3 separate regions of the Mus musculus genome follow, and all the other regions are linked to region 1. A link is a loop called in an ENCODE intact Hi-C map of the cell type or tissue named here. Cell type or tissue: left cerebral cortex. All regions are shown on one strand. Each heading gives the region's core, and the rest is flanking DNA. Links, peaks and the distances in the headings are about the cores only.

Region 1 (5,497 bases), core at 1,313-3,812:
GACTTGGTGGTGATACTATGTATCAGAGGCTAAGGAGGGAGAACCCAAGTTCAAGACCTAGCTGGGCTACAGAACAAGTTCAAAGCCAGCTGAGTCACCTTAGTCAGAGCCTGTCTCAAAATGAAAAGGTAGGAAAGGCTAGAGCCGTACCTCAGTGGTGGAGAGCCTGCCTCACATGTGAGGACCAGGGCACACTCCACAGTACTTCAAAAGTAATAATTGAAAGTGTTAGGTCTACTGTGGGCACATGTGTTCATTTGTTGCATGTACATACACATGGAAGTTGTGGACAACCTGCAAGAGTCAGTTCCCACTTGTCAACCCTACTACGTGCGTCCCAAGGATCAAACTTAGGTCCCCAGGCTTTGGCAAAAGTCTTAACTTGCTGAGCTATCTCAGCAGGCATAGATAGATAGATAGATAGATAGATGGTTTGTTTTGTTTTTTTAATTCAAGAGCTGCACTACAAGAACTAAGTCACCAGCCAGACTTGACCTCCAGGCTGGAGTAACCCCAGGCACAAACCACACGCTCCAAACAAGATTACAGGCTGTTCTGAGCACCCTGTGCTTTCCACCCCTGCAGCTTTAGGCCATGACCGAAACTGCAGTGCCTGAAAACCTACCCACTGATGCAGCAAGCAGCGGTCCTCATGGACCTGCCGGACCAGGTGAGTGGCCCGCCTCTCCTCACATCACCCACATGGGCTGCAGTACATGCATTTTGTACTTCGCTGTCACATAGGTGATTCCCCTTGTAGATAAACAACCTGTACTGGTGCTATGCCCTCTCAGGAGGTCTACAGCCACGGCAAAGAAAGTATCAGAGACCCGAAGAATCCAGCATGTCTGAGGAGTTGTGCATTTTCTCCAACATTTCCCCTCTCCTGCCTCACTGCACACATGCAGCAGGGTGAGACCACTGAGTGCTACTGCATGGATAGGGTTAGAGAGAATGGGCCGGCTAAACAAAAGGGTTCTCTTTGCATTAGCTGTGTTTATCATTAGCTGTGTTTCCCATCCTAGGTCATGTGGCTTCTCACAGTACCTACAATGGCAATGTCCCCTCCCCGCAAGCTCTCGAGCTTGCCCTCACCTATCCAACATGGAACACTTCTTAAATAATCTTCCCTACTTTTAAGTACCCTACTTTGCCCCAGTATAGTTGTTTTTCCAAAAAGAAAGAAACTTCCTATTTAGCACAGGCTGAACTCATGGTGTCCCACCTCAGCCTAAGTATGAAGTAACAAGTTTGTGCCACCATGCCAAACACGTTATCCCTTGTAACACATACACTGGCCCTAACTAATGTACATTTGACCACTTTTACTTCTGACTTTTCCCTAAGGATCTTTAGAAAAGCCCAAAGCACAATGCCATTTTCATAAGGTGGAGAGACTCCAACCTACTTGAGAGCAGGCTGTTAGAAACACGTCAAGGCAAGCCAGTACCTGTGCAAAATTGCTGATTCCCACCGTTCCAATACCTTCCTCTGTCGTTATCCACTCATGTTTCTCTGTGAATTTACGCACTAAAACACAAGACCAGTATTTCAGAAAAACAGCAGCAGCGTTTCTTCAAAGCCCTTCAAACATCATTGCTGTCAAAAGGCTAAGACTTCTCCAGGGTTTGGTGTTTAGTTTAACTGACATTGCTTGAGTAGTTTGATGCCCAGCAGAATAACAATGTATAAAGATAAGACATTTTAAAAAACATTGTGTAGCCATAGATGGACTGAGATGAATGTTGTAAAGATCAATAGGTGTTTATGTAGGTGAGGGCCTTACCTGAATATATATATGTATGAACACCACATGTGTGCAGAGTTCATTGAGGCCAGAAGATGTCAGATACCCAGAAACTGGAGTTACCCAAACCTAGGTCTTCTGGAACAGCAGCTAGTGCTTTTAACCTCAGAGCTATCTCTCGCACTCCAAAGATCATATCTTAGATGGAATCCTTGTACATCTCTGGGCTTATCTGTTTTAACATCTGTCTAAGTCCCCCCAAAATTTCAGAGTATATTTGCTGAGTTTATCCAATGACTATTCTTTTGAAGACAGGCTTGGGGTGATGGCTTTGGGGAGGCAGAATAAAGCCTGCTCACACAGAAAGTAATGCATGCCAGTACACAGCTGACTCATCTGGAAATATAGGGGCTGAGGTGGGAATGTGTCAAGTTTAGCTGGTCAGTTTAGTTCAGCATATGCCTGTGACCTAGCACTTAGGAGGTGGTAGGATTGAAAGGTTAAGACCATTAAGATGGCTTTAGAGATGGCTCATCAGTTAAGATTTATGTTGCGCGTGTTCAATTCCCAGCACCCACATGGTGGCTCAGTCATCCTTAACTCCAGACCCAGGGGATCTGAGTCCTTGTGGCTTCTACAGGTACTGCATGCACATGATGCAGCCATACAACACGGACATAATACCCATACATGTAAAAATAAATAAGATACCATTAAGGCAATCTCAAAACACAAGAATCAATGTTTGAAGAACTGAGAATGTAGCTCAATAGATAACTTGGCTACCATGTGAGGCTCTGGATCAATCCCACCAGTGGGGGAGGGGATTGATTTACACTGGGCACAATGGCCTGTAACTGTAATACTGAGTGGAGAGGCTAAGAAAGGGGGATCAATTGAGTCTGAGTTCAAGGGAGCTTGGGCAACACAAGACCCTGTCTTAAAAAAAGATTTGAAAGCCGGGCATGGTGGCACACGCCTTTAATCCCAGCACTCGGGAGGCAGAGGCAGGCGGATTTCTGAGTTCGAGGCCAGCCTGGTCTACAAAGTGAGTTCCAGGACAGCCAGGGCTACACAGAGAAACCCTGTCTCGAAAAAAAAAAAAACAAAAAAAAAAAAGATTTGAAGCGGAGGTGGCTTAGCAGTTAAAAGCATATGTTGCTCTTGTATAGGACCATAGGAGTGGCTTCCAGCACTCACAGGATGGCTTTCAACCATCTGAAAGCCTTCTCTGACCTCCAAGGGCACACATGTGGTGCAAAGACACACATGCAAGCAAAACACGTGTAGCATAAACCTTTTAAGATATGAAAACCAAGCTGGGCGTGGTGGCGCACGCCTTTAATCCCAGCACTTGGGAGGCAGAGGCAGGTGGATTTCTGAGTTCAAGGCCAGCCTGGTCTACAGAGTAAGTTCCAGGACAGCCAGGGCTGCAGAGAAACCCTGTCTCAAGAAACAAAACAACAACAACAAAGATATGAAAACCAAAAGATTTAACCTAAAAAAGGGTAATGTGAGTCTTTAGGTAGAGTTCTCTAAGGTAACTGCAACTTAGTTCTATGGACTGAAACAGGCTTCCTATAAACAATTATAACTTGGCCAAGTTCTTAAAATTCTGCAATTCTTTAAGCCTGTCCTTGAAGAAAGGGCCAAAGCCTTGGCTTCAATTCCCAACCCTGCTAAAAAAAATAAAGGAAAAGGGATTTGGGTCAAAGATGATGCACAGCTATGTGGCTGTGGCTCTCAACTGCCATTCTCTTACAAGTCTAGAACCCCCTGATTACCTTATGACCAACAATCATCACCTCAACACAGCATCTGACCAGGGGCGGACAGTCACAGATCTCTGACCCTTTGCGCTATCCTCGGCCACACCGCTGACAGTGTCGCTGCTCTGCCTCAACTTTGCAGCTTCAGTTTGAGCCAGCAGCATTCTGAGCTCAGCACACCCAGGTCCACTTGCCCTTAAAGTCCATATTGTCCTTTTAGCCCAGGAATGCTACCTAGGCTTAGGCACAGATTACAATTCTCCGTTAACCCTTGACCTCACTGAAGAAAGCAGATTAGGTAAATAATTACTTTCTTCCTAATCCTCGAAAAACACAGTTTGAGACCTGGGGATGTGGCTTTGGGGGATGGGTGCTTGCCTATCACTGTGGTAGCTCTGAGTTCAGTCTCTACCATTGCACAGCTGGGTTTGGTGGTGCTCGGCAGTCCAGTCGCAGCACTGTGGAAGGATCTGAAGTTGTCATCCTCAGCTACACAGGGGTCTCTCCAGCTTCGCAGTGAGAGCAGACCTCAGAGCAGAAACAGACTGGGGGGGGGGGGGGGGGCGGCACACCTAAATCCCAGCACTCAGAGAGGAAGAGGCAGGTAGACTTCTGTGAGTTCTAGGCCAGCCTGATCTACAGAGAGAGAGAGTTCTAGAATAGGGAAGATTACACAGAGAAACCCAGCCTTGAGAAAACAGAAACAAAACCCCACCATGGTTTGGGGCCTCAGAAAATCTGAGCTGAAACTGAAGATACTGCATTCTCAAACACAATAGCTTGCTTAATATGGGTCAGTGGTGCTATCTGGCACTACACACTAATAGTTAATAAAACTATTCACTGCTAATATGTCAAGCTGCAGGTGACAGGACGACTTCCCAGTAACTCTGAGGTAGCTATTGCCTCGCCTCCACTGTTCTAATGCAGGGCACTGGGGTTCTGAGAAGTTGAGAGACTGTGCCCGAGACCACACAGCTCTAAGAGGAAAAACCAGAATTGAATAATGTCTGTGTTTCAACAAGCACAAGGCTCTGCACCCTGCATAATAAGTGTGCACAATTCTGCCAGTTCAAAGAGGGTAAAAATGAAAAGAACCTGAGTAGTTAAGCAGACCGTGGGAATTGACACATTAGGCAATATTTAACCAAATACCTGGAACTCAGTATGTAGCTCCAGCTGCCCTCGGCCTCACAGCGATCCTCCACCTCAGCAGTGCTGACACGGTTACCGGTGGAAGCCACCCACCATGCCTGGTTTGAAACGGACTGCTTATTTGAGCATTTCTTTACCCTTGTACTCCAGTCAATAACGGTCTGGTGTGTGAAAAACTGGAGAAATTTTAGCAAGAAAGGAAGAAACGTGGCACTCCACACCGAGGAATAACGTGATCAACATTTTGAGTTCCACAGATTTCTGACCCACGGCACTCGCTGAGAGCAGCCGTTCCGATTTGTGCTGCCTGAGTAAGGTCTCCACTACTTGCACATAAAACTGTTTCCCAGCTAACTGTGCAAACGCGTACAATGGGCAGGTCTCCCAGCTATTTCCAGTCCGTCAAACCAGGCTCGTTTGAACCCCAGTACACATCAATGACTCAGACGTTAGAACTTTTCCTGCTGTCTGTAGTTCACAGCTAAAGCTTCCTCACTACGCTTGATTTTGCGGGGGGCGGGGGAGAGAGTAAAAAGCTTATTTCTGTTACTCTGACTTTTCATTCATCTGTATATGCATTCTGCTAAATTTTAGTATGTGTTTCTGCTTAACTTCACTTCGCAGTTCCTCGTAAACAAACTGCTGTTAGGTTCCACAGCAAACCTAAGTGCTCCCCACATTTAGGATCTCGGTGCACCTAAAAGCAAGCTCAGCCCGGCACGAGTGGCCGGTTTACCTGCGGGTCCAGCCGTCCTTCCCTCCCAGCTCCACCTTTCTACCCCGGGTTCAAAGTTTGCTCCTGTACTCTCCCGCCTACTTAGGGAGA
Region 2 (5,497 bases), core at 1,043-3,542, 170 kb after region 1:
AACAGTGGAGGTGCTGTTGTGTCCTGTGGCGCAGGTGCACCAGCCAGTAGCCACCTTCCTCCCGACTGATAACGACTGTTAGGCGCCTCTGCCACACATATGCTGTCCCTTTCCAAGGGAAACACTGCAAGTTCATCTCTACCAGGAAGCGTCTGCCTGACCTACACTCACTCCCAGGTGCTTCTGTGGAGACAGAGAACCTTCCCATCCTCAGACAACTGGCCAGCACTCTGTTATCAGAGCTGTTTATTTCGGAACCTCTGGCATTTGAAGAATAGACCATCATTACAATCAACGAATACGTTTGTATCAAATACCTGCATCGTGTAAAGCTCTCCTAGTCGTATACATCGTGGGGGTCGAGGGAAGTTAGGGAAGAGGGGTAAGTGTGCAAGCATCTGAAGACACCAGAGGCTGACATCAGGGGTCTTTCCTCAACCACCTTTCTACATTGCTTTTGAAACAGGGTCCTTAGGATTCTGATTCTCGATAAACTGGCTGGCCACCAAGTCCCAGGGATGTTCTTGCCCATCTCCCAGCACCTTCTCCGACCCCTGGCAGGATCACAAGTGCATACTGCAGAGCCTGGCTTTCCATGGGTGCCGGATGTAGAGCTCTGGTCCTCATGGTTGCACAGCAAGCACTCTAGAGACCAACCCCACCCCCACCCCCACACACTCACATCATCCACTTTCAACAACAGCACAACAGAGAGAAAATGCACAAGAACAAAAAAATACAACCCAGGAAACATTTATTTAATATTCACACTTAAAATAAAACACCACCCACCAGCCATCCAACCCTAAGTGAGGAGCACTTTGTACCAGGTACTCTGATACCAAGAAGGGCTTGGCACCTGGAAATCGTGCCAGGCCACAATAAACACGGAAGCGAGCTAGTCATATGGATAAAAAAAGCGTCTTACAGAGCAATGTTCAAAACACATCAACTACTTAAACAAAAGAGTGTTGACTGAGCCCAGAAGCACTATGTGAAAACAGGCCTGCATTATTTTATTATTATATTTTCTCAATAGGCACAAATACAGAGGCTGTATACAACACAGCCCACTACAGGCCTTACTAATTAGTAACTCACAGTTCCTTGTTAGCTCTACTCAGCTCTGCTTTCCCAGACCTTAGTTTTGACACAGCTTACTTTTTTTTTTTTTTTGGATGCGGGGGTTGTCTCTTTGGTTTTTCAAGACAGGGTTTCTCTATGTAGCCCCTGGCTGTTCTGGAACTCTCTCGGTGGGCCAGGAACTCACAGAGACCTGCCTGCCTCTGCCTCCCCGGTGCTGGGATTAAAGGCTTGCGTCACCACCTCCTGGTTTAGAGTCTAGATACTTTTATCACTGCAGGTATAGATACTGTGTTTGAAATGGAAACTGGAAATGTATCGATCTTCTACTAGTAACTTCCTTGACTTTACTCCCCTAGTCTCCTATCTTGAGTATAGTTTATACTCTGATTCCTATCAGTGACGCCAAAGCCTTGCTGCTTCCAGGGTGAAAACCAAGACTTTCCTTGGGGCCTTTGGACTACGGGAGGCTGTGCTGACGCACTGAAAACCACATCCTGCCTTACTTTGAATGCTGCCCCAATGTTCTGATCCTTGGTCCTCATAAGACTTAATTCTCTGTAGCCTCGAGCACCTAATGTTTGCACAAAATGGTAGCTACTTCCTCCACTCCCAAGCACCTTCAGCAACTTCCAGGGACACAGACGAGGCTCGCCCTGCAGAGTGAGCACACCCAGGGGTGCTTAGTACCACAGCCTTGATCTGTCTCTGTGGGAAGTCTAGCCCCCACCATCCGAACATCTGGCCTTCATACCCCCTAGTCTTTCAGACTTTATCTTTCCTAAAAGGTAGGGATGGCAATCATGCAATTAACTGGACCCCCTCTCCTTCCCAATTGTACTCTTGTGCGGGGGCGGAAGGGAGGGCATATACCACAGAGTCCTTTTATCCAGCCCACTATCTAATCTTGGCATCGATCTGCTTTAAAGACCCCGATCTTAGAAACCTTCGGAACACCTTACCCCTACCGCGGTATTTAAAACCCTTCCATTGCTCCCGGTCCCCAATTGCAAGAGGAAAACACCTTCCTTGCCACAGCCTTGCAAAACTGCTTGTTTCTCTCGCTTCACTCGCGACGTCTTCAGCGAAGGCTTCTGGCGGACTCCGCGTTCTGCCCGGAACTAATGGACGTGAACGTAGCGAGGCGTAACTCCCGCGAAAGGAATAATAAGTCCTCGGCTTCACTCTGCGTCTCACTCCCTTCCACACTGAGAGCACTCGGTTCGCCGAGACTGGGAATTGGATACCGCGGAACCGCTAAACCCTTCCGCCCGCACCAAGCACAGCCCGTGGGCGCGCCCGGCGCTCGCAGCCCAGCCCTTCTGATTGGCTGCTGCGAGGTAGGGCGGGGCGCGGGGGCGTCGCGGAAAGATGACGCAACGGCACAGCTCCTTAAAGGCGCCGTCCGCACGCGCTGCCGATGGCGCAGGCGCGTTGTTGAACTTCCAGCTCTGACTCCAGAGCTTCACTCAGTCCGGGCGGGCGGGCGAGCGGACGCGAGGAGTGGCCGGCGGGGACGTGCGCGGGACTCGGGCGGGCGGGTCGGGCAGGTGGCGGCGGAGGAGCGGGAGGCGCGATGGCCGAGGGCAGCGCTGTGTCCGACCCTCAGCACGCCGCGCGCCTGCTGCGGGCGCTCAGCTCGTTCCGGGAGGAGGCGCGTTTCTGCGACGCGCATCTGGTCCTCGACGGCGAGGAGATCCCGGTGCAGAAGAACATCCTGGCGGCGGCCAGCCCGTACATCAGGTGAGCGGGCGCCGCCGCCCATCGCCTCCGCATCCCTCCCTCTCTCTCTGGCCTGGCCGCCTGCGGCTCCAGTGGCTCTGCCGCCGCGCCCCTCGGGCGCCCATGGGCCTCTCCACCGAGATCGCCCCGATCCCGGAGTCCCTGGAGGTCCGCAAAAGCCCCAAACACGGTGTACAGGCCGTCCTGGACCCGCACCCGCGAGCAGGGCGGGGCTGCTCCGGGAAGAGCCGCCCCTTCGCCCCGACAGGCCCCGCCCGGCCCGCGGAGCCCCGCAGAAGTTTTACCTCCGAGTCACCGCACAGTGGGCCGGCCAGGTTTTGCGCGGGGAAGCCAAAACAAACACCCGCGGCTTAGGCAGAAGGAGAACCCTGTAAGAGGTCGGTGGGAAGCCCCCACCCCCAAAGCCCAACTGTCACTTTGCCACTCCCTTGTTACAAACAGGCAAAACTGTTGCGAATTTGAGAAGACCCGGGGTCGTTCTTTGGCTACAGTTACCACCGAGGACCCAGCGATTGTAACCACCAAGAGGGCACTGTAAAACTTAAGCGACGCAAACCTTAGCCCAGTTTACTAGGTTAATGAAAAGGTTGAGACCAAGCTTATAGCATCGGATCAGAATTTGTGAGATGGGCTCCTGTCTTTTCTTTAGCAACTTTCCTTCAGGCAAACTGGTTTGCTCTTTTAATATGGGGGGTGGGGGGGGGCACTAAAAGGTAGAGAAAGTGCCCAGTAAGCTGGTTAAATATAGACGAATGATAGCAATGTCACTAGAATTGACAGATCAGAAAATGGAAAATTATGTGTATGCCGTTTCTTAGGGCTCTGTCCCAGCAGAACTCGGACACATATGCTGTTCTTGAATCTTTGCTTTTGGAGACCTTCGAACTCCAGAAGCAATCCAAGTGCCCTTGAAACTTCTGGCTTTTAGCCTAGCCTGGCCTTACAACATTGGGCTCTTTGTGGACTTAGGGGTCAGGTGTCTGTGAACAAGAAATTTAGATCACCAATATGACAGCTCAGGGCTGGCAGTTCAGAGGTTAAGGCAGTCAATCAAACTGAATTTCCAGGCCAGACCTTTCCCGTAACAGAGTAATCCTAGTTTGGGAAATGCTTAGGAAAACTACAATGGATGCAGTATTGTTACAGATCCTTAAATGGCACCCAGCTCTAAAGTCGCATATCCTGAAACACTGTCTCCATCTTTCTCTGTGATACTTACCACTGCAGTAAACCCTGTATTTTGCTCATCTCCGTGAGCCACAATGTAAAGTCAGTAGGCCAAGGATTTTTCTTTTGTTTCTTGCTGGGACCTTCCTAGAGGGACTGGTGCCTGGTGCCAGAATACATGTGTTGAATGAGTGATTACCTCGCTTCCCAGTGGACATCAGAGGTTTGGCTCTGTTGTATTGCCATGTGAACTGGTTGAGAGGAGCACCGCCCTGGGCAGTCTGGAGATCTGCTTCTGTCTCAGCTCTTACCTGCCTGCTGTGGGTTGTTGGGGATGATTTAGTCTTGACTCCCGCTCATTAAAATGACAAATGAGGGGCACAGTGTGGTTTTGTGCCATTTAATCTCCGAGGCACCTACAAAGAAATGTGTAATTAGCTTCAGACCCTCAACAGCTCTCCATGCAAGTCTGTCCAGCAGTTAGGATAGATTTCCTCTGGGCCATGGCTTGTCAGTTTCCAAGTAGAAAAATGGTGTCTCAGAGGATGTTACCAACTTAGATGTCGAGGCTCCTGGTGCTTCGTGGTTGAGCTAGGAGTCCACTCCCAAGTTTACTATGCATAATGTCCTGATTCCACTGTTCCAGATGACAACATCGGTTGTATTTGGATGTACTTGGGATAAAACCAACACTTGATGGCTCTATATTTTATCATTTAAATCAGTAGTCTCGTTTTATGGGTTGCAACCCCTTGGGGGTCAGATGACCCTTTTCCAGGGGTTACCTAAGACCATAAGAAGATACTGAAATTTACATAGAGATTCATAATGGTAGCACAATTAGAGTTGTGAAATAGCAACAAAAACTATTTTATGGTTTGGGGAGGGGTCACCACAGCGTGAAGGACTGTGTTAAAGAATTGCAGCTTTAGGGGCTTGCAGACCACTGACTGAAATGCTTGTCAACATGCTCATAGACTGAGCTATTTGGATTTTCATTTTTAACCAGTTTTTGCAACTGGTAGGGAAAGTAATGTTAATATTTTACCAATAAATTGAATTTTCTTTATTAACAGGCTGTGTTAAGTTTGACTACTGAAATGCTAGGCCATCCCTGTGATATTTCTAGATTATTAATTCCAAGGGTATTCCAAAGTAACCTGAATTACTACTTAAAAACAAAGCTTCATTTTTTTTTGTTTTTATTTATTTTTAGAATATTTTTATTCTTGGATAATTTCATATATGTAATGTATCTTGATAAATTTTTTTCAATTATTTCTTTTTATTTTATGTGAATAGGCTTTTTGCCTGCATGTGTGTCTGTGTACCACATGTGTGAAATGCCTGCAGATGCCGATGAGGTCGTTGACTCCTCTGGAGTTACAGATGATTATAAGCTGCCATAAGGGTGCTGGGAACTGAACCTGTGTTCCCTGGAAAAGCAGCCAGAGCTCATAGCTACCGAGCCATCTCTCCAGCCCCCAGCTTAATAACTTTTGAC
Region 3 (5,497 bases), core at 1,993-4,492, 480 kb after region 1:
CCCCTTTAACAGGGTCTCCTGTAGCCCAGGATAGCCTATGACTCTCCATATAGCCAAGGATGGACTTGAATTTCTCGTCCCATGTGGCACCTCCCAAGTGCTGGGGTTGCAGCCGTCCACCACCACAACTGGCGTTATTGGTGGTGATTCCAAGGCGTTGCGTATGCTAGGCGCAGCTGGTTGAATGCAAAGAATGCGGCAGTCATGAATATGACAGCCTACTGCATGTCCAATAGGAGGGAGAAACAGATCTGACCCACACATTTGCATGGTATAACTGAATGGATACTGGGTTAGTGGGGCGTGCTGGCTTGCTGGGCGATGGAACGGAGTCAGTGACTCAGGTGTGTGAGCCATCTCTAACAGACAGGATTGGAGGGTGGGGCTGGGGTTTGGGGAAAATGCAGGGACTTAATTATTTGAGCATACTGGGCAAGCTGTCTAGTGCTGAGCCACACCCCGACCCTAAACTGCAGTGTTTTGTTGTTGTTTTTGTTTTAGCTTGCATTTCGAACAATCAGGTGTGTCCCTGGGGCAGTCAAGTCAGAGATTCCTCAGAATTCTGGTGGTCCTCTGTGGCCACTGCGGGTTGCAGCCTCCCTTTGTTGGCACAGGCTCACATTCTCTCAGTTTGATGAGTCCATGCATGTGGCTTCTAAGACAGAGAACCCATCGAGGGCATGGGAGCACCGGGAGGAGCGGGGAGGCACAAGTGCTGACACAAACAGGTGTCATTCAAGACAATGAAGACATCTGAGATTGACTGTGGTGGCTCTGTGAGTCTGAGACACTATAAACATTAGCGTATGGACCATAGGTATATGTGGCTGATGTGTGTATGAACTGAGTCTCAGGGCTGTGTGAGAATGTATGGGGGGGGTTGTCTCCATGTGTAGCTCAGGGTGCTGTAGGAGACCCTGGATCCCATTCCCACCCAGCACGACACACACAAAGTTGATTTTTATTACACTTTATGTTCATTTATTGGGGGGGAGGGGGGAGTGCGGGGCGGCAGGGTCGAGGAAGAGCTTGTGAAAGGGAGCGTTCTCTTTCTCTACCACATGGCACCTGGGGATTGTTAGGCCTGGGGCCCGAGAGGTGGCTCAGCGGTTAAGAGCACTGACTGCTCTTCCAGAGGTCCTGAGTTCAATTCCCAGCAACCACATGGTGGCTCACAACCATCTGTAATGGGATCTGATACCCTCTCCTGGTGTGTCTGAAGACAGCTACAGTATACTCACATATATAGAATAAATAAATCTAGAAAGAAAGAAAGAAAGAAAGAAAGAAAGAAAGAAAGAAAGAAAGAAAGATAGAAGAGAAAAAAAAGTCAGCCGGGCATGATGGCACACGCCTTTAGTCCCAGCACTTTGGAGGCAGAGGCAGGTGGATATCTGAGTTCGAGGCCAGCCTGGTCTACAAAGTGAGTTCCAGGGCAGCCAGGGACACAGAAAAACCCTGTCTCGAAAAAATAAATAAGTAAATAAAAGTCAGACTGCCAGACCTGGGGTCAAATGTCCGTACTCACTGAACCATCTCACCAGTGTGTGTGTGTGTGTGTGTGTGTGTGTGTGTGTGTGTGTGTGTAGAAAGAGAGAGAGAGAGAGAGAGAGAGCATATACATCTATTGTACACAGGCACCTCAAGGACTCAGGAACGTATAAAACACAAGCCATCTGTGACCTCAAGCCCCACCCAGTCTAAGTGAGGAGGCAGCCATGAGGAGAGTGGATAAAAGGCACAGGACCTCTGAGAGGAGCCTGGGTTCAGAGGCTGCCTAAGTCCAGACGGGAAGACTCTGGGAATGACTCCCCAGAGTGGAGATGAACCAGTCTTCCAGGCAGAGGGAGAGCATGTCGGGACACCCTTAGGCAGGGCCAGGCTTTTGGGAAGGGCTGGAGAGACCGGAGGGAAGACCTCTAGATCTGCACAGCAGAGGAAGGGCTAACTAAGGCCTCTTGGATCTTTATCCCAGAACAATGAACTGGGGTCGGGTATAGAGTGGGGTGTGCGCTAAATGATAAGCTGGGAAATGGTTGCCTTCCCGGCACCTTCTTCCCCATTCTCATTAAGTGCACATGCGCTGTGGGAGGGGGCTGATGATAAATGGAGCAGGAAGCAGGGTCTGTTAAGCAAGCAACCAGCTGAGGGCACTTTGAGGACAAAATGGGGGCTGCCAAAGGAGGACAGGTAGCAAGGTCCACCGGGATGCATGCACCTGTCGAGGGCCGCTGGCATCCCCGCATCCCCTAATGGGTCAGATCAGAGGGCAAGGCCGGCGGCTTCAGCACTCCGGGGTCCCAGCTGCTGCAGATCAGGGCTGAGGCTGGGCTGAGCTGGCCACTGGGGGCGGGAGGCCTCATTCCCAACCTGGGCCCCTGACGTCAATGTTACCATGGAGACCCAGTTTCCCTTACAGGAGGCAGCTGCTGCAGAGCTCCCCCCTTCAACACGCTCGCGCGCGCGCACACACACACACACACACACACACACACACACACACACACACACACACACACACCAGGCTGGGAAGGAGGGCAGTAGCAGTCAGAGTAGGCTGAGGCTCACAGGCTGCAGCTCAGCCCGGAGCACAGTCCTTCCTGCAGGGAGGAGGAGTCAGGGTGCCAGGACCAGGAGGGCTCCCTGCCTGCCCGCCCCTGGGTCTCAGATGTGGCTGCGTTCTTGCATTGGCTTCGAAGGTAGAAGGACGGGAAACTCTGTGAGATGGAACCTGGATCCCCCGCTTTGGGGTCTAGAAACTGTAATCTTAGAATCTACAGTGCGGAACTGTAGTATCCTTGCAGGAGCTGGGCGTTCTGCAGATCTCCTCCTTCAGAAGGGTCCAGCCGAGGGCAAAGAGCACCAATTCTGTGCTAGGTCTATAGCTCAGTTGGTGGAAGGCTTGTCTATCTTTCACAAAGTCCTGGGTTCATTCCCAAGTGCCAGATAGAACTGGGTAAGGCGATAAATACTGTAACCCCGGCACTTGGAGGATGGAGGCAAAAGTGACCAGGAGTTCAAGGTCATTCCCCATTACTTAGTGAGTTAGAGGCTAACCTGGGCTACAGAGATCTTGTCTCAAAGAGAGAAGGAAAGGAAGGAGGAGGGGGCAGTAGAAGAGGTTTCTGCCTGCCCTCCTCCCTCACTAGATCTGGGCAAGGCTCCTCCACTGGGTGAAGTGGAGTGCTGGGGTGTTGCCCTGCCCCACATTTGAGGGCTCCACAAATATTTCTGTGGGCCATGCTTGTATCAGAAAACAGCAGCCAGCAGATGGAAAGGGTGGAGGAGGGACAGTGCTAGGGCTCGGCTGCCCCCTGCTGGTTGCTCCTTGAAGGGGAATGAGGAGAGCCCTAAAGTTTCCAGGTTGTAGACACTGAGCGAGAGCTGAGCTACCCCCCACCCCCCAGGCGGTAGTTCTGTCATGTCCTTCTTTCTGGTCTCCTTCTGTTGTTTCCAGACATGGTTTCTCTGTGTAGCCCTGGCTGTCCTGGAACTCACTCTGCAGACCAGGCTGGCCTTGAACTCACAAAGCTCTTCCTGTCTCTGCCTCCCGAGTGCTGTGATCAAAGGCATGCACTGCCACCGCCCAGCCTTCTTTCTAGTTTCTTAACGACTGCTGAAGAAGGCTTCTATCTCAGATGTGTTCCTCTGAACTACCCCTCTCTGGTTCTTCCCCAGCCCGGGTGTGAGGGTGGATAAAGTACTCTCTCTCATTCCCGTTGCTGTCACCCTTGACCCTGGTTGGTTACTGTGGCTTTTTTTTTTTTTTTTTGGGGTTGCTGTTCCAGTGGTGGCCCAGGTGTGAGCTTTGACAATCACTGTGGAACAGGGACAAGGTAAGAGTTGGGTCCCCGACCCAAATCCTCTACTGTGAGCATTCTTCAGACTCCTGCAGTGTCTCAAGGATCGATCGCCCCTTTTTGATTTTTTTGTTTTTGTTTTTGTTTGTTTGTTCGTTTTCGAGACAGGGTTTCTCTGTATAGCCTTGGCTGTCCTGGAACTCACTCTGTAGACCAGGCTGGCCTCAAACTCAGAAATCCTCCTGCCTCTGCCTCCCAAGTGCTGGGATTAAAGGGATCTGCTTCTGCCCTGAAATCGGTGTGACCCCCACCCCCTGCCACCAGCTACCAGCTTTCTAGCTCCTGAAAATGGGCGTTTTGACCACAGCTACCTCTCTGTGCTCAGGACTGCTTAACACACTTCTTCTCCTTGGTCAGGCAGGGACAGCCTGGCAGGAGTTCACTTCTGTCTCTTGAAGGCACAGTGTCTGCCAGCCGGTTAGTCTGTGCACATCCTTTAAAAACCTCTAAATGAACAGATGAACACCTGGAGGTACTAGCTATTTCCCCAGGGCATCAAGACCTGAGACTAGCCCCGAACTAACTCTGGTCCCTGACTGCCTGGGAAAGTCCCCCAGACATGTTAAATGACCCAAGCAAGAGATGTGGCATGCTGTTGTCTGTGGGAACACATTTTTGTTTCTGTTGCAAGTGGTTAGCAAGCACTAGGCAATGAGGGTGCTTGCCACTAACCCTGATGATTTGAGTTGAATCTCCGAGAACCGCATGTTGTGGGTAGAGAACCAATTCCCCTAAGTTGTCCTTTGATCTTCACATGAGTGTTATGGAGTGTGTATGCCCAGCCCCCCAGCGCCACTAAATGTAATTAAAATGTGTGTATCCTAAACTCGTCATTTTGACCTTCTTGTGTGTGCCACGTTACTGGAGATGGAGCCTGGGGCCTTGCATGTTCACACCCTGAGCTACATCCCTAGCCCCTGGTTTGAATCACTTTTTTCTGCACATGGCTCATTAACTCTTTATTTCCATCTCCTCTCTCAGTGTCTGACAATGTCTTTCTGATGTGTGTCTCTAACTGCTCCATTTAGCTACTCTGTGGATCTCTGATAAGTGGAATCAAATGATGCATACCTTCTGCATCCAGCTTATCTCTCTGAATATGTCTTCCGGGGTCATCCTTATTGTAGCATGGGTCATCACTGCCGTCTTTTTCATGGCTATATAATATTCCACTCTCTATACATGTCCCACCCCAAAATAGTTTATTGTGTTTTGTGTAGACACAAGTAATTGTGTGTGTGTGTGTGTGTGTGTGTGTGTGTGTGTGTGTGTGCAGGCACACATGTGCCACAGGGTACAAGTGGAGGTTAGAGGAGAGTGTCTGGGAGCTGGTTCCCTTTTGCCATGGAGGTCCCAGGGATTAAGCCCAGGTTGTAAACTTGGCAGCAAGCCCCCTGATGTGCTGAGCCATCTCACAGGCCCACAGCCCACACTGTGCTCATGCGTTCATCTACCGTGAGTATCGGGAGACATTCACGTTGGTTATCTCTCCTCCCTTGTTCTTTCTCGTTTTTCTATTTTGAAGTCAGGACCAGCTGTGATCGCCTGGTAACTCTTTAATTGACTGTTTTATATAAATTGGCTTTTAAAGTGTCCCCAAGGAGAGAACAATGGACTCACTGCGGCTGAGGAACTAG

The links. A loop is a pair of places that touch in the nucleus more often than their neighbours do. Peaks named below come from ENCODE experiments on the same cell type or tissue, not always from the same donor. Only the 100,000 strongest peaks of a DNase experiment are listed, where the experiment ranks them.
Region 2: it touches region 1 in a loop (4-fold over the local background); 4 of 42 quality-filtered maps call a loop at or near these places.
Region 3: a loop joins it to region 1, with 2.9 times the contacts of the local background. A loop is called at or near these places in 4 of 42 quality-filtered maps.

Annotation. Positions count from the first base shown.
Region 1 is chr8:116,987,674-116,993,170 of GRCm38, forward strand. It overlaps Gcsh (glycine cleavage system protein H (aminomethyl carrier)), which reads right to left. Exons shown (of 5, transcript NM_026572.4): 2 at 1,451-1,530. Among named protein-coding and RNA genes, the nearest start is that of Gcsh, 3.1 kb to the right of the region's middle. In left cerebral cortex, for the core only: a CTCF peak has its summit at 2,376; no DNase peak of the experiment used is centred there.
Region 2 is chr8:117,155,476-117,160,972 of GRCm38, forward strand. It overlaps Gan (giant axonal neuropathy), which reads left to right and starts at 2,506. Exons shown (of 11, transcript NM_001081151.2): 1 at 2,506-2,826. The coding sequence starts at 2,660. In left cerebral cortex, for the core only: a CTCF peak has its summit at 2,530; DNase peaks (open chromatin) are centred at 1,834, 2,437 and 3,072; H3K4me3 peaks cover 2,214 bases; H3K27ac peaks cover 1,304 bases.
Region 3 is chr8:117,468,088-117,473,584 of GRCm38, forward strand. No RefSeq gene overlaps it. Among named protein-coding and RNA genes, the nearest start is that of Mir7078, 12 kb to the left of the region's middle. In left cerebral cortex, for the core only: CTCF peaks have their summits at 2,335 and 3,324 (motif pointing left); DNase peaks (open chromatin) are centred at 2,395 and 3,310; H3K4me3 peaks cover 305 bases; H3K27ac peaks cover 1,080 bases.